Regions from separate parts of the Homo sapiens genome. Here region 2 is linked to region 1. Evidence: read pairs that join two places in POLR2A ChIA-PET (ENCODE). Cell type or tissue: PC-3. All regions are shown on one strand. Each heading gives the region's core, and the rest is flanking DNA. Links, peaks and the distances in the headings are about the cores only. Region 1 overlaps MSRB3 (methionine sulfoxide reductase B3). Region 2 overlaps MSRB3-AS1 (MSRB3 antisense RNA 1).

Evidence for each region. Peaks named below come from ENCODE experiments on the same cell type or tissue, not always from the same donor. Only the 100,000 strongest peaks of a DNase experiment are listed, where the experiment ranks them.
Region 2: POLR2A ChIA-PET joins it to region 1 with 5 read pairs; 2 of 35 experiments call an interaction of 5 or more read pairs at or near these places.

The regions. Positions count from the first base shown.
Region 1 is chr12:65,332,475-65,344,305 of GRCh38, reverse strand. The region is part of intron 4 of MSRB3 (methionine sulfoxide reductase B3); the gene reads right to left. Among named protein-coding and RNA genes, the nearest start is that of MSRB3, 60 kb to the right of the region's middle. In PC-3, for the core only: a CTCF peak has its summit at 5,036 (motif pointing left); DNase peaks (open chromatin) are centred at 4,975 and 8,965.
Region 2 is chr12:65,563,287-65,575,117 of GRCh38, reverse strand. MSRB3-AS1 (MSRB3 antisense RNA 1) reads left to right here. Exons shown (of 4, transcript NR_120431.1): 2 at 5,070-5,127. Among named protein-coding and RNA genes, the nearest start is that of LINC02454, 34 kb to the left of the region's middle. In PC-3, for the core only: no CTCF peak of the experiment used is centred there; DNase peaks (open chromatin) are centred at 6,377 and 9,337; H3K27ac peaks cover 2,149 bases.

The DNA of each region.
Region 1 (11,831 bases), core at 1,936-9,935:
AATATGACCAATAACAGAATATGATGCAGTAAACAAACAAACCTTCCCAGAATTTTAAAGGAGTACTTACCTAATAGATCTCCAGTCTCTATTCCAACAAGCAGCATGCCTCCCTTTCACTGATGAACCTTTGTTCTGAAAACTACTGTGTATACCAATCCTTACACTGTTCAGTATCAATGCTTCACATTTACAGTGTTTTTTCCACTTACAAAACATTTCAACATTATTTACTTAATCCTCTCAAAAGTTCTTGTGACAAGGGTATTATCCTCATGTTACAAACGAGGAAATTAAGGCTCATAGAGGTTAAGTAGCTTATTCAAAGTCACACACAGTAAAGTGGGGAAAGTTGTGACTTTAAACCTCACATGTATTACACCTTAATCATAGCTTTTTCCACTTTAAAATCCAAGTATAGTCATTGGCCATTATCAGAAAATTAGCACCAATTAACACCAGAGTGTGATAGCTACCAGATGGTGAATTACTCAGCAAAAAGAAGAATCAGCCAGAATACAGGGAAGCATTATAACATAATATTGAGCTAGGGAAGGGTGCCTTAGGGGCCAGACAGACATGAATCTATGTCCTAGCTCCATCTCTTACTACCCGTGTTACCTTGAGCATATTACATACCCTTTGTGAGCTTTGATTTTCTATTTAAGTTGTAAAAAATAAAGGAGACAATTTTCTTTAAAGTGCTTAGCAAAATGCATGGTAATTTCTCAACCAATGGTGGCTTTAAAATATTCCCAATTTTAAAATATTCAAACATGATAAACAGTTAAAAAAAATCAATCCATTTGAAAATAAATGCAAATCTAACTTTGGTGTCCCGCCCTTCATTGATTGCCTCTAGGCTTCTGGGAATAGGACAGTGTAAGTGCTACAGGAAGATGGAAGGTAGTCATGAGGAGGGAGAAAATTTGAAACCAGAAGGTTTAAGCAGTTTAAGCTTCCGGTGGCTACCTTTCATTAGGAAGTCATCACCATTACCAGTCACTTAGGGATAAAAAAGGAAAGAAGCAGCAACAACTTAGAAGAGATGGCAGTGGGCAAAGTATCTACCACGAATGTGAGTAGATGGGCAATATGGATTTTGGCCTTTAAAAATAAATGTGGAACTACATTCTAATTCATTCTTTCAAATTATTATTGGGAAAAGATAAATTTTGTCATAGAGAGATGATGTGTTTAAAGTCAGTTTTTAAAATAAATTGTTCAGTGTTTGTAACACATTGAGCAAAGGTAATATTAAAATAATTAGTGTTTTTCTGATACCCTATAAATACTTGCTAATTTTAGAAAAACTTAAAAGTACAGATTTTAAAAATCACCTATAATTGCACCATCCAGAGATAACTACTGTTAACATTTGGTACAAAACCTTTTAAACTATTTCCTATGCATATATTTATAGGTATGCATATTTCATAGATATGGGATCATATGTTAATACTCTTTTAGACTTATAAATGTATTTTAAATCTCTTTCCAGATAATTAAATGTTCTTTTGCACTATTATCTGAAATGTCAGATATATTTTCACCATATAGCTCATTTACATAGACTCCTATTTTGGACATTGAAATTATTTCTTGTATCATAAGAAGAATGATTAAGAACATTCTTGTAGCTATATCTTTATGCATAAAAATGATTTTTGGAATAAGTTCCTAGAAGTGTAATTGCTAGACCTATGGCATGCAGAATTCTAAGACTTTTAATAATTTATTACACTGCTATCCAGAAAGGTACTACCAATTCACACTCTACCCTGTAGTATTTGAAAGTGCTAATTTCCTATACTCTGACCAATACTTAATTTGACAATATTGGAAATCTTCACTAATTTGGTAGGTAAAAAATTATTCATCTTTTTACCTCATTTTTTATTATTAAGAGGTGAAAGATTTTTTCCTAAGTTTGTGGATCATATGTATTTCTTATTCTGAAAAGTATCTGTTTATATTTTCTGCCCATTTTTCTGAGGTTTGTCTTTCTCAATTGATTTTGATATGAATCTTTTGTCCATCAAATGGATTGCATATATTTTTCCCAGTTTGCTTTTTTGCCACTGCTGTTGGTTTTTTTTTTAATAATATACTCTATGGTGTTTTTGAGCTATAGAAAAGTAAAATATTTAGTAGTCCAATCCAATGTCTTTTATCTTTTTATTTCTGCTTTGGGAATCTTGTTTAGAAAGGCCTACATCACCCCAGTGTTATACAAGTTCCCACTTCTATTTTCCCCTAGAACTTGTATTGTAGTAGTGTTGAGTGGTGAGAGACAACAGAAAAAAACACTTTGGTTTTTCTTCTATACCCTTACAAATGACTTCTTAGATTTAATGAAACATAGTATTCATTTATACTAAGAGGTTTTTAAATTAAAGAATACATTTTGAATGTGTATAAAATCTCTTCTGAGTACATATTAAAATGATTATATTTTTCCTAAGATGTCCCAGTATTGAACCATTTGTACATCCCTGAAATAAACCTTACCTTGTCATGACATGTTACTTGTTCAACATATTGCTATATTCCTTTTACTAATATTTTAGTTAAGATTCTTACATCTATTTTCTTTTTTATTTTTAATTTTTGTGGATATATAGTAGGTATATACTTATGGGTTACCTAAGATATTTTGATACCAGCATGCAATGCATAATTACCACATCGGGGTCATTACTGCAAGCATTTATCCTTTGTTTCAAACAACCCAATTATACTCTTTTAGTTTTTTTTTTTTAATGTACAATTATTTTTTTACTACAGTCTCCCTGCTGTGCTAGCAAATTCTAGGTCTCATTTAGTTTTTCAATTTTTTGTTCTTCATAACCATTTTTTGTACCCGTTAACCATCCTCCCTTCCCCCCAACTGTTCCAGCCTCTGGTAACCATCCTTCTACTCTCTCTCTCTCTCCATGAGTTCAACTGTTTTAATTTTTAGCACCCACAGAAAAGTGAGAACATGTGATGTTTGTCTTTCTGTGTCTGGCTTATTTTACTTCACATAATGAACTCCAGTTCCATCCATGTTGTTGCAAATAACTGAATCTCATTTTTTATGGCTGAATACTACTCCATTGTGTATATGTATCACATTTTCTTTATCTATTCGTCTGTGATGGACACTTAGGTTGCTCCCAAATCTTGGCTATTGTGAACAGTGCTGCAATAAAATGTGAGTGCATTTTATTTTCATAAATCAGATAGGTCTATAGTTTTTCTTTGATTGAATATCTTTTTATCAGATCTTGATTTTAGGAGTACTTTACATTTGTCAATAAGTTGATAAGATTTATTCTATTTTCTTTAATTGATACAGTTTATAATAGCATAGGAATAATTTATTTTTGTGATAACTCAATTTCTTCTGAGGTTGCTGGTCTATTCAGGTCTTGTAACTCTTCCTGAGTCAAATTTTGTATATTATTTTATTTTTAGAAAATTACCCACCTCACTGAGATTTTTAATTTATTAGAATTGGGTTATACATAGTATTCTCTTACGTTAAAATAGTTTTTTCCATCTCTGTGGTTTTATCTTATTCTCATTTCTAGTGTTTTAAACATTATACTTTTCCTCCCTTCTTTCTTGACTACACTTGACAGAAATGGTCAACTTTATTGGTCTTTTCAAAGATCAACCTCTAGAATTTATTTAACAGTTCTACATTTTTTATTTTTCATGTTAATTTATCTGGATGTTTTTAAGATTTTCTCCTTGCCTTTGATTTTTAGCAGTGTGATATAATAAGATATGGTTATTCATCCTGTTTCAGATTTCAAGCACTTTCTCAATCTGTAGCTTGAAGTTTTTTTCTAAGTTTGTGAGTTTGAGAAAATTCTTGGCAATTATCTCTTCAAATATTGCTTTCCCATCTTCTTTTCCCTCCCTTTCTGTGGCTCTAATTATATACATGTTATAACTGAAACATATTTCTTATCTATAATTTTTTCTTGCCCTCCTAGCTTCAGTCTGGATATTTTCTACTAACCTGTTTTTTGCTGTTGCTGTCTGCCAGTCCTACTTTCTTGTGTGTCTAATATGCTGTTAAATTCATCTGTTGTGTTTATACTTTCAGTTATTGCATTTTTCAGCCCTAAAACTACTTAACTCTTTACAATAGATTCCAGCTGTCTGGTGAAATTCTCCATCTTGTCATCTATTTTCTTGGATATATTAATCACAGTTATTTTAAAGCCTAACTTAAATATCTGTATATCTGGGCTGTGTATAAACCTGTTTGTTTTGTCAATTTATTTCCCTTGATCCTGTACTTTGGTATGCCTGGTAATTTTTTATGAATGCCAGGCTTTGTGCATGAAAAATTGCACTCCAGATAATTTAATCTTCTTCCAGAGAGGGTTCATCCTATCCTCTGATAGCCAGCTAGACTGGGGAAAGGAGGTGAAAGATCACCTTAATCAATTTGGGGACTGAGCTGACTGGAGGCTGGATTGCAGTTTTTGTTAAGTTTGGTCTATCTTTTGTTTGCCCCCATTACAGTGGTGTGCTGAAGCTTAGGAGAATCTATTGTTATCATTTAAGGAACCTGTTGAGCTAGCTGCTAAACATAGCCATTATTAAAAATAAATTACGTAAATTTATAATTAAATGAATTATATTAAAAACAAAGAAAATAAATATTCAAAATTCATCTCTTCCCAATTATTTAACTACACTTAACTACATTATTTACAACTGTCATATCTGTATTACAGAAATACTGTGTAATGGTGTTACCAAACATCTCTTCCCAACCCCACATTTAGTGATGTCATATCTGTACTTGAAATAGCCCACAGTGGAAGTATCTGCACCACAGAAATCAGAAAATACTAAAAGTCAGTGTTTGATTTATTATTTGTTGATTTAGAGCTAGATTTACCATTCTGTTGGTTGTCTAGATCAGCTGTTCTCAACAAGAGACAATTTTGCCCCAGGGAATATTTGAGAATGTCTGGAGGAATTTTTGTTTGTCACAAGTGCAGAAGAAGTGGGGACAATGCTACTGGCATCTAGTGGAAGGTCAGAGATGCTACTAAACATCCTACAATGTATAGGGCAGCTCCCCGCAACAAAGAATTGTCCATCCCAAAATGTAAATAGAGCTGAGGCTGAGAAACACCTTTCTGTTAGTATGTCTGCCTCTTAGCAGTATGTCTCTGTCTGGAATGTCTGGAATCTTTTTATTTTTATTTTTATTTTTTTGAGACAGAATCTTGCTCTGTCACCCAGGCTGGAATCCAGTGTCACAATCTTGGCTCACTGCAACCTCCGCCTCCCGGGTTCAAGCAATTCTCCTGCTTCAGCCTCCCAAGTAACTGGGACTACTGGTGCATGCCGCCACACCTGGCTAATTTCTTTTGTGTTTTAGTAGAGACAGGGTTTCACCATGTTGCCTAGGCTGGTCTCGAACTCCTGAGCTCAGGCAATCTGCCTACCTCAGCCTTCCAAAGTGCTAGAATTACAGGCATGAGCCACCGCGCCCAGCCTGGAATCTTTACCTCTCTTCTCATGCCTAGAATTGGCAAATGCCTGGAGGAAAAACGTGGACATTTTATCCCAATTTCTTTTATTGATTTTGTTGTTATTTTTCTAGCACTTTGAGATGAAGATTTAGTTTCATTATTTTTAATCGTTCTTATATTTGATAATAAAAAGGCTCGACTATGAATTTTTCTTCTAATGTAGCTTTGGGTGGTTGATCCTATTTTTTGTGACTTTTTGCTCTATTTACTGTTTTGTTGTTAAAGGTCCTAGCCATAGACGTCGTCATCACTCCCTTAGGTGAGACAGGTACAACTTTACAGTTGCAAGCAATGCTATTGTTGTAACAAGCATCTACCAAAAGTAAGTTCCAGGAGTAGTATATTAAAAACAAAGATAATAAATATTCAAAATTCACCACTTCCCAATTATTTAACTACATTTGACTACATTATTTACAACTGTCATATCTGTATTACAGAATACTGTGTAATGGTGCTACCAAACGTCCCTTCCCAAACCGACATTTAGTGATGTCATATCTGTACTTGAAATAGCCCACAGCAGAAGCATTTGCACCACAGAAATCAGAAAATACAAAAAAAAATTATTCAGAAAACATGGCAGGGAATTAATAATTATGGGAATCCAGTACCAAGTATCTATTTACATTTCCGCCATCTTAGTGTCAACTTGAATCATTTTCAGGCAGGTTATTGCTGTTATTCTTATCAGGATTAAACTGTATTTATTTAACAAATAGTCAAGTACCTAGGATTTGCAAAATCCAATGCCCGTGTAATGGAGTAGAGGTGGGGGCTACAAAAGCCCTATATCATAATCTATTATCTCAAAAAGTTCATAGTTTTGTTGGGGAGAGAGATTTGCAAATGACAAATGTATTAAAACTCTGAGTTACTCATGTAAGTTATATAATTTGGAGAATTTAAAATCCACACTAAAATATTTTTAAATTATTCAACAGAAACCAGAAATATTTTGGATGAGATGGATCACTGTGTCAAATAATATATTATAAAATATGCAATAATGTTGACATCAAAAGCCAGTTATACCGACTTAGTTTTGAGAACTTCAGATTTGCATGCTGTTTATGGCTTACTGTGTACATTTATTTAAAGTGGCAGTTTTCACAAATCTTACTTTATACTTCCAACTTTATATCTTTTCTAGCATGTTTCTGTGATCCTTTCCTTCGATACGGTAGGGTTATGAATTAGAAACAGTTGATGTTATTCTCACTATTAACAGCTGAAAAAAAATGAGATAGAAAGTTAAAATAACTTGACTATGGTTATGCAACAAATTTGTGCTGAAACTTTTTTTTTTTTTTTTTTTTTTTTTTTGATGTAGTCTCACTCTGTCACCAGGCTGGAGTACGGTGGTGTGATCTCGGCTCGCTGCCATCTCTATCTCCCGGGTTCAAGCGATTCTCCTGCCTCAGCCTCCCAAGTAGCTGAGACTACAGGCATGCATCACCATGCCCAGCTGATTTTTGGTTTTTTTTTGTTTTGTTTTGTTTTTTGTTTTTTTTGAGACGGAGTCTCGTTCTGTCGCCCAGGCGGGAGTGCTGTGGCGCGATCTCCGCTCACTGCAAGCTCCGCCTTCCGGGTTCACGCCATTCTCCTGCCTCAGCCTCCCGAGTAGCTGGGACTACAGGCGCCCGCCACTGCGCCCGGCTAATTTTTTGTATTTTTAGTAGAGATGAGGTTTCACCATGTTGGCCAGGATGGTCTTGATCTCTTGACCTCGTGATCCGCCCGCCTCAGCCGCCCAAAGTGCTGAGATTACAGGCGTGAGCCACCGCGCCCAGCCTCTGCTAAAACTTTTAAGACACGATGTTTCCAACTGGTGAGCTGGATGGCTTCTGTATCTTTGTTTGACAATGTTATGTGATGGGTTCTTTATCCACGTGTAAAACACACTGAAGATATCTATCTGATTAAAATTTGTGCAATTCTTAATAACTATTTTTCAATAAAAGAATTATTCATTTACAAAAAAAGCTTTGTGAATTACCTCTGAAGTACTTGCTAAAACTTGCACATTATTTTTTATAAACTGCCTTTAAGTAATTTCAAAGTTTGTAAACTGGAATAATATTAATTTTCTGATTCATGTTTATTCAAACAAGATAAATGTACATGAATTACAGTTAAAAGTTTTCCCTATTATGTTTCCCAGTTTATTCTAACTATCCATTCTAATTCACTGTGAAAAATGTAATCCATTTGGAAAATTAACTGAAGAACTAAGATTGTTATTTAGGTAATACGAGGCAAGGCAAGATTGTTCTTTCCTCACTTTCCTTTCCCCAAATAATACACATACACACACAACTTCACACACCTAGGTATTTTTGTATCTATTGCTTCAGTTCTTTTCCGTGTGTATATAACTTTTTAAAAAGAAAAATGCAGTTATAATTATCTTTGTATATTGTTATACTTTGAGTCATGCCTTGCGATAGTTTTCTAGTTTCTCAAATGGAGTTGTTCTTTCCTTTTCTTATGCCAAGCTTTTATGTTCTTTTCTTTCTTCTAAAGTCATGCTTTGGCTGTGTTTTTACTCCCTGTCTCAAGCAAGTCCTTTTCTTCCAATCCAGCTGTAGTTTTTCTCTGAGTTTTCAGTTGAGTTGAAGATAGAAAAGTAACTGTCTGTATTACAAATACTTTTCCTATAAATCATTGTATGGGGACAAGACAGGAAGGGTCAGTGGGCTGAGAGAAGTCAATTTTATATTCTCTTCAAAATAATATATTACTTACTCAGCTATAACACAACTTTAAGTAAGCCACCACTCAGAACTCTAGTTTATTTCAGAACAGTTTCTTTATACTGGAAAGCTTTCTTCGTTAAAGGATTTTGAATAAGGTGAGAGGCAATTCAAATCTTTTAAAATTCAAGTTAAATGTACTTCGTTAGAGGTTAAGAAACATTTTCTGGAATTATGAGCAATTTCCAGCTAGAGTTCCACAAAAGAAAGCTTAAGTTAAATTCATGTTACTCTCCATAACAGAATTCCACAGTGACTGAAATGGTTGTTAAATATCGTAAGGAGAGTTTTAAAAGGGTTGAGGAGACGGGATTTGAGTAGAGAGGAAAACGGGAAAACTCTTATCTTCTCACTGTGCTCTTACATCCTCCCCCGCCACACACACACACAAAATTGCATCACAGAGGGAAAAGTTCATGTTGAAAGTCTCTTTTAGTGGTGAACAGAATAGCATGCATGAAGTAGCACAGTTGAGTGAACTGTGTGTGGCACTGGACTGGAATTTTCTCAGTGAAAGGGCTTATGTTCTTAAAGAGCTGAAAAATGGCTTAAATTTTCTGGTAGCCTAGAATAAAATTGCACAGGAGGCTCATGTGAAATGTAGCATGTGTGAACAGTCTTGCAGCAGAGTTCCATTTGAAATGTAGCAACACAGCTGGAGCTGTGACTCATCACACTAATATCCACTGTTAACAGACAGACCCTGTCTAATAAAGCCTGTACTTTCTCACATTGTAAGGATTTTTTAGGCTGCTGTGATAGTATGATATGTTCCCAAAACTTGGACAGGCCACTTGTATTTAACATTTGTTGAATACCTGGCATATTCGAGGCATTTTTCTGCATTTAGTTTTTACACCTGTTTGGTGTTATTTACCCCATTTTACAGGTGATGAATCTGAGATCACACATCTGGCCTGATATTCAGCAGGCGCCACTAGCTGCTGTTAGTCAGTGCCTGTTCTGATTGTTTGATAAAGATGAAGGGACACAAAAATTTCCAGTAGTAAGATAGACATTTACAATAGTTCGTGTCAGTTGGCATCAATCTTCTCAAAAAATGTAGAGAGAGGATTTTTTTAAAGAAAAGATTAGTGAAAATTTGGAATGCAGCTATTTGAGAAAATGTGACAGGGAGTCAATAAGTGAAAATAAAATGACCTCCCAGTTTCAATTACTAAAATCCTGCCCACAAATCCAGCTGCTGCCCTAGCTCCCAGATGTTGAATGGCCTGATGACTTCCTGAACATTGGCTCCATTTTCTTGTCAGGATTCCAAGGGACTTCCCTAAGGACAGATAATAACCTGCCTGAAACTGAGTCCTTCTTGATGACCTGCCATGATGGATCTCATTACTTTTGGGCTAGCCCTTCCCACATTGAGACACTTTTCAACTTTCAACTTAAGTACTTAAGTACTGTGACAAACAGATTTTTCAAACAATTGAGAGATGTGTGTGTGTGTGTATGCATGTTTCTGTGTGTTCCATTTGTTCCAACGATGCTAAGTGAAATAACCAGAGTGACTAAAATAAAATATTAAAATTTCATTCTACTATAATTCTTTAACTTTCTTCTTTTTTAAATGTTTGAGTGCTACTATTCTAAATCCATTTGTATACTGGCTGTGTGATCTTCACAAGTTACTTATCCTCTCTCAGTTTCCTCATCTATAAAATGTGTTGCTGTGAAGATTAAATGAGTTCACATATATGAAGCACTAAGAACCATGCCTGACATATGGTAAGTGCTGTAGTAAGTGTTAGCTATTGTTTTAGCATTATTATCATTATCATTAGTGAACCTATAGAAAATGAGCTATTCAGTGGAAGGCCTGCTGAATAAGTGTATACAAAATATTAAAATGTCCTATGTGGTTCCTCAAGGTCTCAAACAAAATTATCAGAAGCTGATTGCACATGCATAGTGTTGAGGTTTATCCGCTAACAAGGAAAAAAAAGAGTTCCCACTGAGGCTGTTAATTAACATCCCTATTTCCTTCTTTTTCCAATCCCAGAATCTATCTTGTGCACTGTTATGGCTTACATCTCATTTTCATCACGCTATTACCTCACTATCTATCTAACAGAGTTCAGATATGCATGTGATCAACAACTACGTATTTGGTGATTATTATGTGCCGGGGCTATAAATATAAATATGACTAAGGTATGGCTTTGCCATTGTGAAATTCACTCCAAGAGGGTAGACAAGCACATAGACAGATAATTATAAAACAAAGTAGAAATTGCAATGATGGAAGCGCATTCAAAGTGCTATGGAGCAGAGATGAGGGACATTCACGTTCACACTAGAAGGATCAGATAGGGCTTTATGGAGGAAAAGATTCCAAGGCTTAAAAGATTTCTAGTAGGAATTTAGATGCCTTCTCTGGCATCCAAGGACTTCCTTAATTGGTCCCCTGTAACTCCCCAGCCATATTTCCCATTACTCCCAACATAACCCACCTTCCCACTCCTATTGGACTAGTGTTCCATATCCTTGAAAAATCCACTTTTGATTCTATCTCTGATTCCTCTTCTCATATGGTATTCTCTACTAGGCATCCTCCACCTGGGAAAAACTGAACCCCTCTCTTGGCCTGGTAAAGTGTGTTCTCATCTCCCCCAAGAAGTCTTGCCTGAGTTTGATGTAGTCATATTCCTTCCTATTACATACAAAAGCATTTCAAACAGGCACATTCAGAGAGACACTAGCATTATTTTGTCATATTTTATAATGGTTTGTTGTGTTTTTCTTACTATGCCAAAAAAGTAAGTACGTTGAGGAAAAAAATATTTCATAAATTTATTTTATTTATTCCACAATACCTAGGAAAGTGTCAACCAAAGCAAAATATAAATGGTCAAAAATACTTTCTGAATTATTTTCCCAGTGTTTTCTTTGGTTTATCTGATGTGCAATAAATTCACTTTATGAAGTTTTAAAAGTTCAAATAACCAGAAGAGAAAACATTCTTACTTCTGTCAGTTAATTTACTAACTGAAAGTCAGTAGTACTATATGAGAAATAAACTAGCTTGGTAAAATTTGTAAATGTGAAGAAAATGTGAACCATGGAATAAATTATACATTAGGTTTATAAGAAGGCTGTGAATGAGGTTCTTGTACTTGGTAAGCAGTAAGAAAGCAGTATATTGTTCAGAGAGGAAATGTATTTAGAGTACAAGTTTGAAAATGAAATGAGAATAATTGAATAGCCTTTTTTGTGAGGAAGTAAAATACACACAGCAGTCAAGTAAATGATGAGGATTATGCTCGTATATGCATGCACACACACATATACTTTAAGTGTGAATAAAATAACAGAAATAGCAGTGGGGGAAATGATCTTTTCTTTTTTTTATTATACTTTAAGTTCTGGGGTACATGTGCACAACGTGCAGGTTTGTTACATATGTATACATGTGCCATGTTGGTGTGCTGCACCCATTAACTTGTCATTTACATTAAATATATCTCCTAATGCTTTCCCTCCCCACTCACCCCACCCCACAACAGGCCCC
Region 2 (11,831 bases), core at 1,730-9,729, 230 kb before region 1:
TGATGTAATGTATATTATGTAATGTATGATGTAGTGTAATGTATATTACATGTACATTAATGAGTATCTCATTACATATTAGCCTGATAAAATTTGTCTCACAACTACTGAAGCTCTTATAATTATTTTAAAATATTTTTATTTCCTCTTTGTGTTTTGTCTTGAGTAGCTTCTATTGATGTTTTCAAGTTTGCTAATCTTTTATTCTGTAATGTTTTAACTGCTATAAATCCCATCTAGTGTATTTTTCATCTCAGACATTATAGTTTTTAGCTCTCGCTGTTTGATTTTTTTTGTATTTTTATAACATACTCTATATTTTTTTTAGCTTTTGGAATACTGTTAAATTAACTTTTCAAATGTCTGTGTTTAATAATGCTAACATCTGTGTCAGTTCTGGGTAGATTTCAATTGATTGATTATTCTCTTCATTATGGGTCTTATTTTTTCTGCTTCTTAGAATGTCTGGCACTCTTTTATTGGTTGCCAGACACTGTGAATATTACCTTGTTGGGTCCTGGATATTTTTGTGTACCTATAAATATTCTTGAGCTTTGTTCTGGGATATAGTTAAGTTCCTTGGAAACATTTTGATCCTTTTGAGTCTTGCTTTTTAAGATTTGTTTGGCTGGACCATGGCAGCATTTAGTCTGGTAATTTATTCCCTAGTACTGAGACAGGACCTTTCTAACTACTCTACCCAATGCTCCATAAATTACAAGATTTTTCAGTCTGGCTATTGGGAACAGACCCCATTCCCAGCCTTTTAACTGCTGAATATTTTTTATCTAATAGTTTCTCCAGCGTTGGACCATTTTCTCACATACATGTTTTAATCAGCACTCTGCTGAATACTCAAAGGGAATCCTCTGAGGATCTCCAGAGTTACTCACTCCTGTATCCCAACTACTCTGTCCTACACACTGTAGCTACCTTTGCAGTTGTTTGAGTCAGAGAGCTGAATCTGATCCCTGTTATTCCATCTTGGCTACAAGTAGAAGTCAATCATTTATTTTTAAATGAAATTTAAAGAAAATTGGCAAGATATGTACAAAAACTCCCATATCTCCTTACCCAAAGTTCCCAATTATTAACATTTTACCCCTTTCCTCCATCTCTCTCTCTCTCTCTCAAAATTTACATTATTCTGTTATAAACCATTTAAGCAGTAATTGCAGACCTGATGATTAATCACTCCCAATTCCTCCAGTGTATATTTCTCCAAAACAAATACATTCTCCTACATAACCACCTTACAACCCTCCAAATTAAGAAATCAACATTGATATAACACTGCTATCTAATTAACAGAACACTCTCAAGTTTTTCCAACTGTCCCAATAATATCTCTTTATTTTCTTGTCCAGGAGTCAACCCAGGATCATGCATTGCATTTAATTGTCATAGATTTTTAAATCTTCTTCATTCTGGAACAGTTCTTCAATCTTTCTATCTCTTCATTCTGTAGATATTCCTCTACCTAAGTTTATCTGATGATTCCTCATGTCCAGAATCAGGCCATTACTACTTTGCAGGAATGCTCTGATGCTGTACTTTACTTGGGCTATCACATCAAGAGACACATGAGGCCAATCTCTCCCTCCAATAGTGAAGTTGCTGTTCACTGGATCAAATTGACATCTACTAAGTTTCTCCATCATAAACTCAATGTTTTCCCTCTTCATAAGTATTTGGCAGGGAGATACTTTGATACTATGCCAATATTCAGCTCCCAATCAAACCTCCACCTTCCACATTCAACATTATTGATGGCTCACATTGAATTTCATGGAACCTGGACTTAACCCATATGCACTTAGTTTTCCAAAGGCATCGGCAACTATGATCAGCTGTTCCAGCTGTAACAGTCCTAATCTCCACTGCGGATCCATATATTTTTTTTAATTCCATAGTTTAGAGAAGCAGTTATATCCATCTAACCATCCAACCATATATAATTCATTCACTCATTCATTCATTAAACAAAAATTGTTGATATATCTACCATGTGCCAGGCACTGGAAATATAAAAAAAATAAGATGTCCAGGCGTGGTGGCTCACACCTGCAATCCCAGTACTTTGGGAGGCCAAGGCAGGCGGATTACCTGAGGTCAGGAGTTCAAGACCAGCCTGGCCAACATGGTGAAACCCCGTCTCTACTAAAAATACAAAAATTAGCCAGGCATGGTGGCAGATGCCTATAATTCCAGCTACTCAGGAGGAAGCTGAGGCAGGAGAATCGCTTGAACTCAGGGGGTGGAGGTTGCAGTGAGCCGAGATGGCACTACTTCACTCTAGCCTGGGGGAAAGAGCAAGACAAAAAATAAAATAAAATAATAAAAAAAAATAAGATACACTAATTGTACCTAATACAGTCCTAGCTTTAGTAGGGAAAAATGGCATGTCAACTAGTAATTACAATTTAATATGATTACAACAATATAATGCATTATTAAATATATGGAGTATCAAAAAAGCTTTATTAGCATATAAAAGGTTTCCTAAAGAGGTAATATTGGAGCTAGGTTCTTTAAGGTGAGTTATTTGTCTTTGGGTGGAAGTGAGGGGAGAGTAAGGATGTTTGAGATGGGAGAAAGAGGGAGGGCGGCAAGAAGGTAAGAGAAGAGAGACTGGTGATGGGGAGGGAGAAACAGAATGGAAAATTGTAGGTGGGCCAGGTCGGTGTGGGACAAATTGTTTTGATCATGCTTAGTAGTCCAGTTTTTATTCACTAGCGGTTCCCACTAAAAGTACAGATTCCTGGGACTCATCCTGAAGTTATTGAGTTAGAATCCCTGAGGAGGATCTGGGAATCTGTATTTTAACAAACATCTCAAGTTTATGAATCACTGCCATAAGCCAAAGAATATTTCAAATGCTTTAAAACAAAAGTGAAATAATCAGGTTTGTGTTTTTAAAAGCTCACAAAGGGACTTGTGGAGGATGACTTCGAAAGGGAGGCAGGTAGACACAACCATCTGTGTCCTCAGTCAGAGCACTCTACCAGTTATTGGCAACACACAGACTTCTAAATCCTATCTTTTCTGGAGCTTAAGTGATCTTAGCTGAATTTAAGGCATTTGTGGAGAGGATTTGATCCAAGCTACCAGCATTGTGTCTTGTGTTTCTGAATTGTTCAGGCTGTAAAGAAGATCCAGACCACTAAGATGCTCCAAAGTAGATTGTTAGAAGACACTAGCCGACAAGATCTGCCAAGAGTCTCATTGTTGAACATGTTCAACAGTTGAACTCTATGTTCAATAAGAGAAATTGTGGTGAATATGGTTGATTGGCACTCAATACCTATTCTACCCTCCTTTTAGTGCAGTGGCTTTTAAACTTTTTAAATAACTCAACCCACAGTAAGAAAAACATCTGATATTGCAATCCAGTATACACATATGTGTACTACAAAATAGTACTTGTGCTTACTGAGTTCATGATTTCTGATATTTTCTATTCTGTTCTATTTTCTTTCTTTTAATGTTCTCATGATCTGCTAATGATGGGTTCTGATCCCAAATTTGAAAGCCATTGCCGTGATGTGCAATGAAGACTACTTTTTCTCACACATTTCAGCTAAAGTCCCAGATGTATTTAGGCTTTGCAAACCAAATATCCTCATATTGCTTTTGCCATTTCTGCTGGCAGGTGTGTTATAAAGGTGTTTGGTCTTCTTGGCAATGTCAGCAGAGATTTGGTTGCTAGCATAGGTACCTTGCATGGGTATTTAGGAGAAAGGCAATGGACATCCATTTTTGCTAGTGCAGTTTGTGTCAGGAACAGAATGGTTCTGGAGTATGTAGCATTAGTGGCTTCATAATCCTGATACCTTTTAATCAGGAGGTTCTCTGATTGCAGTGGCTTTGTGATCAAGGCAGTGGCAATGTGGTGCTGGAGCCTGAGGAGCCCTGATCCTAGAGTGGCAGCAGCTCCCTTGGTTTCCAGTACTGTGTGTAACTGGGCAGGGCAAAGGAAGGTAACCAAAAGCTCACTCTATAGGCTGTGTTGTCTCTCCTTCCAAAAATTCTTTATGCCACTTAAAAACCTATAGTAAATCGCTACCTGCCTAAATTAGCTAGAGAGTATTCTGTTCTCTGCAACAGAACCCTAGACACAGAATAACCAGTCCTGCTGAATTACCAGTGAAGTACCAGCCGAGGGGGCTCAGGACTTGCTTAAGCCTTTATTCAGCAGAACTTATCTGGGTCTAGCCACAAAAATGAAGGAAGGACAACTGTGTCTAACAGCATGGGTCAATCTTAGAACCATAAGGTAGAGCAAAAATAGCAAAACACACAGTATATGGTTCTGTTTATATAAGGTTTTTTCTAAAACATGCAAATTAAACTATATTGCATAGTGATAGATCTAAAAAGAAAAGAAATATTTAACATTGATATGGTTTGGCTGTGTTCCCTACCCACAATCTCATCTTGAAGTTTAATCCCCGTAATCCCCACATGTCAAGGGAGAGACCAGGTGGAGGTAATTGAATCATGGGGGTGGTTTCCCCCATGCTGTTCTTGTGATAGTGAGAGAGTTCTCATGATATATGATGGTTTTACGTGTTTGGCAAGTTCCTCCTTTGCCCATTTTTCTGTCTCCTGCTGCCCTGTGAAGAAGGACATGTTTGCTTCCCCATCCACCATGATTTTAAGTTTCCTGAGGCCTCCCCAGCCATGAACTGTGCCATTGAACTGTGAGTCCATTAAACCTCTTTCCTTTATAAATTACCCAGTCTCACGTAGTATCTTTATAGCAATGTGAGAATGGACTAATACAACCATAAAATTCAGGATATGGGGCATGTGATTGGTAAGGTCATGGAAAGACTTCAGAGATGACTATGTTCTATTCTTGACCTAAATGGTCATTTCACAGGAGCTTGGTTTATGTACTTTTCTGTATGTGCATTCTATTTTACATTCTCTGTCACACACACAAAAGATTAAAAACTACAACAGAAAACAAAAATTTTAATTTGGATTCATACAACTTTGGAATTAAAAAATAATCTATGATCATCTGGTTCATCTACTCACCAGGTGTTTGACTCTTCCTACAGCCTTTGCATGGATGATTGTCTGTCCTCTGTTGGGCCCCTTCTGAAGAGTTGGAGTTGGGTAAGTGTCACTCATGAGAGCAGGAACACAATCAGGCAAACCACAGGTGAGCCTTCTAGCTTTATTTTCATGTAACTATGATTGTCCACTCTCTTCCTTCAACCAACCTGCTGTCAGGTCACTGCAGACCGTATTTAAAGAACTCAAAATGATCACAAACCTAATATTAAACCTTAGCACCCTAAGAATATAACTTCTCTCACCCTGACCCTTAGGTTATAGAACCTTTTTCATTTAGCAGGAGGATATCTATTTGTTATTTGTTGTTGTTGCTTGCAAGACACAAGTAAGACAGCAGTGATTAATATAACAGCAGAAAAAGAGATCCAAACCACATGGGTTATCTTCAAATATAAATCACTTTCTTTTTCAAATGGGCTGATAAGGTTTAGGGAAAGGTATTGGGAAAATAGAAATGAGGGACGGGGTGAAAGAAGACCCTACTTTTTGTGTAGCCTCCTTTCATGATATCTTAGAGCTCTCCAGAGTGACCTGAATTTAATAAGGGACACGTGGTCTAGATCTAAAAGTTCATTCAATAGAGGAAAATTCACAAACTGCAGCTCTGCTTCTCCGGTTTTCAAAGAAAGAAAAGGTTGGTTTTCTTCTGGGACTAATGTTGGTAAGATTAAATGTTAATGCTTGGAACATTTTCCAGTAAAAGGTGCTGTGTAAACTTCAAATAATACACTTGTTTTGCAGGTTAAACTTTTTGTTTTTACAGAGACGTAGCATTTCAGGAGAACTTTTCCAAAAGCTGTTTACTTTTTCCTGGTGCTTCTTAATACTTGAAAGATTTTTCTGCTAATTAAAGATTCCCAAATAAGTGGCATGATACAAAAGGATAATGTATCTTCTGTTTGTCCAGTTAAATATTGGCTGAATGAATCACAATGAACAAATGAATAAATGTATAAAAGAATAAGTAGCCATGTGGAATTAGGTGGTTCTTTTTGAAATATACAAAAGTTACATATTTTTATGGGGATGATTTCTGAGAATTACAGGTGATGATTTGATTATAACAAAAGACAAAACTAAATAAGTAGAGCTGCCTTTCTACTCCATGCAGAAAAACAAAAGTTGAAAAATGAAGCAATTATCTGGATAGTTCAGACAAAAAACTAACTATAGAGGGAACGAGGCCCTTTTTCGTGGCCCAGATTCATTTGAGCCATCCAATAACATGACCCACTATAGTGGAATTTGGCATTAAGCAGGCTTGTCTTGGCTCCTGTCCAGTGGGGTTTAGTTACTGAATTCCTTAAAGGACATTGTTCAAACATGGTCTCCCATGTAACTCGGTTCTAAGGCGTGAGCTGCAAGAACCCTGACATCACCATGTGACTCCAGGTCATTATTTCATTGGATCAAATTATCCAGAAAAACACTATCATTCCAGTTTACCTTTCTGGGTTAGGCAAACATAAAATGAATTGTCCAAGATTTGCTACATAACAATTACATGGAAATAACTAAAAGCTTTGCCTGCAAAGTGTATTAGTAAATATGATCCTGATTCCTGGATTCTGCAAATAGAAGCAAATTGGTATCTGCTAATTCTTCACTCACCACACCTGCCTTCTATAATCTTGGTTTCTCTGAACGCATATTTGGTTACTGAAATAATTGTGTTGATTTGATGAATGATAGAAATCACAACAGTTAAATTGCCTACCACTCCAACTGTCTGTCATGACTCTAACTTCCTCTCTGAACTCTTGTTTACCAATTCAAGAAAATGCAAGGATGTTTTGCAGAGGGTAAGCATATTGCAGAAATAGCAATGATGGTCTTTTACTTGCTTCCTCAGGACTGCCACAGCTTTGCTGGCCATGCCTGAGCAAGGTTTTTTATAAAACAACCTGGGACTGGGCATTCTGCCCATGCACACACCTGGCAAATCATAGCCTTCCCTCCTTGGGAACTCAGATGCACACTGGGTTCCCGTTTTCTTTGACTGCAAAACAGACAAGGACCAGCTGGTTAGTGCTGACAGGGTTCACACTACTGATGGGAACACTACTTAAGTGTCCTGCATTTGCTCATTATTTATCAATGGGGAGATATTTTTCTGGAGAAAAGCAAGTCCTTTGTCTTCTATAGAGCGGAAAGTCTGTTATTCCGATGGGAGATGACCTAGGAAGGAAAAGTTGATCATTCATTTCCCATGTGTAAAGTCCCAAGTGTAATTCCCATGTGTGAGATTTTATTTTAAAGATTTGAGTTCTAATATAAGAAATTAATTGTGGCCCTAGAAATACCAGATTCTCAACTTTTTTCTGTAGCAATATAATTTTTAATAGCCGAGTATGTCATTTTTCATTTACCAGGTTGCTTTTATCACTAATTTGAAGCATATATGATTGTTATAAGTATTATTAATTACTTGTATATAACTTTACACTGAAAATAACTTCTGACATCATTGGCCTCAAGACATCCAATAATGCCATGCCATGTTTAATGTGTGAGTATAGAGATAACACGTTCCTGTATGGGTGTGCAAACCTCATGTGAGCCTGGGGACTCTGAGAGATAGAAAAGTGGAGAATCAGGCACTTGGCTGATGAAGGGGTAAGGAAGGAACCTCTAATGCCTGTCCTGTTCTCTCCTCACTATTCCACCTATTTTCCAACATTGTGTGGGACAACATAGAAAAAAAATTAAAAATAAAAATTTCTACACCTTTACCTGAAATTTAAAACTCCCAAGCTTTTATTCTCTCCCTCCTCCAACTCTTCTGTTTTTTTTTTATCTCTACTTCTCTGTCTCCACCTCCTCCTCTTCTCTCCTTCTCTTGTTTTGCTCTTTTTAGTCTTGTTAGATCAAATATCAGGTTCTCTTTTGTCTTTATTACTCTGCTTAACATTGAATATTCATATTCATTCAAGTAAGCTCATTTTTGCATGTTTCCCAACCAAGAAACTAACAGAACATAATAGAAATGTAACTGATACTAAGCTATTGTCCTGGAAGCAGATCTCATTACAATTATATGTAAGAGATATTTAAAAATAGCTCTAAACCAGGAGGCATATTTATGGTCTTCTGAAGACGAACAGACTTATTTATAGGTGAAGAGTCATTCCATAAGATAAGCTAAAATTAATCATACCACTGAATTTTCAAAGAGGTTAGAGTCCAAATTAAATATAGAAGGGCAAACCAGTTTCTTCCTCTTATGTATTTTAATGAAGACTAGAGAGACTGGAGAAATATTTATATTCTTTTATTCATATTTTCAGGATTGCCTCATGTCTCAATTTTTTTCCCCCAAATCTCCCCCTTAAGTGAGGGTACTTCAAAGTGAATATGGGGATTCTCAACTCCTCATATCTTTTTGTTTAAAAAGGAAGAATTAATGGGACTAAAAATTTAAAACAACAGATGTACTAAACGTGTGATTACTGCTGTGAATAAGACATATGGGGGAGTCCCACTCCCTGTGGTTGAGGGCTGTGGTGGAGGTCTGATTCCATCCCAGAGGAGCTGAGCCTCAAGCCGCCACTAGGAAAGGACCGCTGATTTCCCTCAGCGTGAAGGAGATAAGGAGCCATTGCTGTCTAAACATAGCTATCTAACCGCTTGTGGTTAACAGGAGACCCTGCTAAGAATTTGGGGTAATTCAGTTAAGAATGACTATTGGAATGTGCTGTGTGGTAAGGGAGAAAATCTACTTCCAACTGACTTGCCACGTGACTCTGATGGAATTCAAGGGCAGAGAGGAACCAACTCTTCTAGACTCCTCTGCCGATGGCAACATGGTGAAGTGAGCTGCACTCCAGAATCCAGGGTCACAACAGTTCCAGTTGTGCTTAAATGCTATCTCTTCCATTCTGGCCCCAGATTTTTTTTTCTGTCTCTCGACAGAGCTACATAGCTGAGTCATGACGCCTTGAGTGAGAAAACAGCGTCTTCAGACAGTGCCTGAGATAAGAAAAAAAGTGAAGTAGAGTCCCCAGAACAGTGGTGTGTATGTTGATATCACTGAGTTATGGACTATTTCCTTTTAGCCAGTTTCAAAAGATGACTTAGATGACTTTCTCCATATGCAATTAATTCCACATATAACTACAAGAAACTGCATATTTTAGAACAGTTGTGTCATCAGTATGAATGTTTAAACAATCTCTGTGGTCTCTTTCCCACAAACTGATTTAACATGTATATAAAGAGGCTTTGGAATGAGCACTTTACATTTGCTTCTCAAACTTCAGCGTCTGTTTTCAGTAAATATTGAAGATGAAACTTGCCTCATTCATGCCTGGAGCACTGGCCAGTTACAACAAAGGAATGCGGTTGCTGGGCTTCTCATGAATAAAATTCTCCAGTTGTGAACCTAGCCTTTCTCAGGCCATGTCAACAGCAAAACAACAGAATGGATGTGGAATAAAGCATTGGTGGTCAGTCTGTTGAGCTGGCTACAGATTATCCTAATTAATATCCCAATGGTGGGAGTAACACAGACCCACGTTCAAATTCTGCCTCTATCATTTATAGGTGGGGTGCCCATGTATTTGAGTTTGCCCAGGGTGGTTTCAGCTCACTCTTACTGCTCTGGTGTAATTATTGATAGCAATTCCTTCCTATTTCAGATGTGTCCCAGTGTGAGCTATAATACATATGCTCACCCTACTCATAGCAACACCCCGCTGACTTCTCTGTGTCCCTGCTTTTTACGGGTACAGGAGTATGTGTTGGGGTTCTATTCTAGAGGCCCATTTCATATGACAAAGTCATCAAAACTGATTATAAAATAACTTAATTAAAACAAACTACATATGTGGTATAACAATTTATTAAAATATTAAGGTATGGTTTTTCTCCTCACACATTTTTTTCCTTCTTCGCTGATTTTAAGCAGGAACCTGTTCCTTGTATGCTCCTTTGCCTCAGGGACTTTTTGCAGGATGGAAGGGGAAAGCCCCTGAAGTCCTCCGTGACTATTTTTGTCTTTTGTAAAAGCCTAAGACCCTTGAAGAGATAATGTTAAGTGCCCCAGACTCCAAAAAAGAGAGGCAAAGTCACTGGAGGGCAAAGCGAGGCAAGAGAAGCTCTTTTGCCTAATAGGATAGAGAAGGAAGGCTGAAGACCCCTCTAAGAAAGCGAGCAGAAGAGCTGCTAACTAAACCCATTAGTTTTAGGATCAGCTTTATAATTTGCAAGGCCCAGTGCAAAATGAAACTGTGGAAACTTTTGTCCAAATTTCAGGACTTCAATAGAAGAGCATTAAAACAAACTCAGGGTTTTTCTGAGCAGGGGACCCTGTGAGACTACCCATGTCACTTGTGAATAAAGCTATCCCTTCCCAGAGGAGATGGCTCCTCAGGGCATCTAGAGGGAGGCACTTTCCTCAAAGCCTTCTAACCACAAATTGGCACCACCAAAATTCTGGGCCCACTGTGGGCTTCACAGTGGGATGCCAGTGATACCTTGAAAAATTGGAGGTTAGAGCTCCTTCCTCAATTGTCCTTATCCCGAGCAAGCTTTCCAGGTAGTGGTATGGTTTTGGGAAGGAGAGGGGGCCCTCAAAAGGATGAGGTAGATGTTTTTGCCATCTTTTAAGGATGGAGGCTGAGAGTCAGAAAATTAAATTGATTTAAAGAAATGAGGAAATTGATATGTTTTGAACACTTCAGTTTGTAGACTAAAATTTATTCAACGTATGCTTTTATAAATATTTAAGCATATAAAACCAAATGTTTAATATAAGATCCACATTGTAAATATTCCTTTGAGAGTATTTTTCTGCATGGACTGGAATGGCTGAGCTTCTTAAAATATAAGTCCATGAAATGGAAGGAAAGATGCCTGCTTTTCCTTCACTACTGCAAGGACCCTTGATCTCCATTTAAAATTCAGATTGTCACAAACATTTTTCTTGTCCATTTCATGTGCAAAAATGCTCTAAGAGTCATTGAATGGTAGGTTCTGTGAGATGAGAAATTTCCACGGCTTTGGTAACTGATTATAAATTTGAGCATCTCATTTAGGAGGGAGTAAATGTTTTTTTTAAAAGTCACAATTCTCTGTAATAGTGTGATATTTGAGCAAGTTCCTTAACCTGCTATATAGCGTTCTTATCTGTAAAATGAGGATCATACCTCTTGGGTTGTTGTGAGGACTAATGAGGTGACATACACTCTACCTGGCATACTAAATGGTGGATCCAGGACCTGACTCTGCTATGTTAGTCATATAATGGGGACACAATTTCTAGTTCATGGTTACCTCAAGCTGCTGCTGCTGCTGCTGCTGCTTCTGCTGCTGCTGCTTCCTCTTCTTCTTCTTCTTCTTCTTCCTCTTCCTCTTCCTCTTCTTCTTCTTCCTCCTCCTCCTCCTCCCCCTCCTCCTCCTCCCCTCCTCCTCCTCCTCGTCCTCCTCCTCCTCCTTATTCTTCTTCTTCTTCTTCTTTGGTTGTAAATAAGAGAACCCCCAACCACCATGAAGTGCTGGAGGTTTTTTTTGTTGTTTTAACACTAAGGTAAATTGCCTTGTCTGCAAAAGGACAAGCTAACGCCAATCTCCTTAGATGCCCATGGACCATGGAACAGATTACTTCATGCTGCTGTCAACCACCCCTGGCCTTGGGCATATATTGAATCATTGGGGATTACAATCAAAAAGGACCAGAGAGATCATTGCCTTCACTGGTCTTTGAAGTGCATACCTGGGAAGGGCTCTGTGGAGGTGATTTAGGG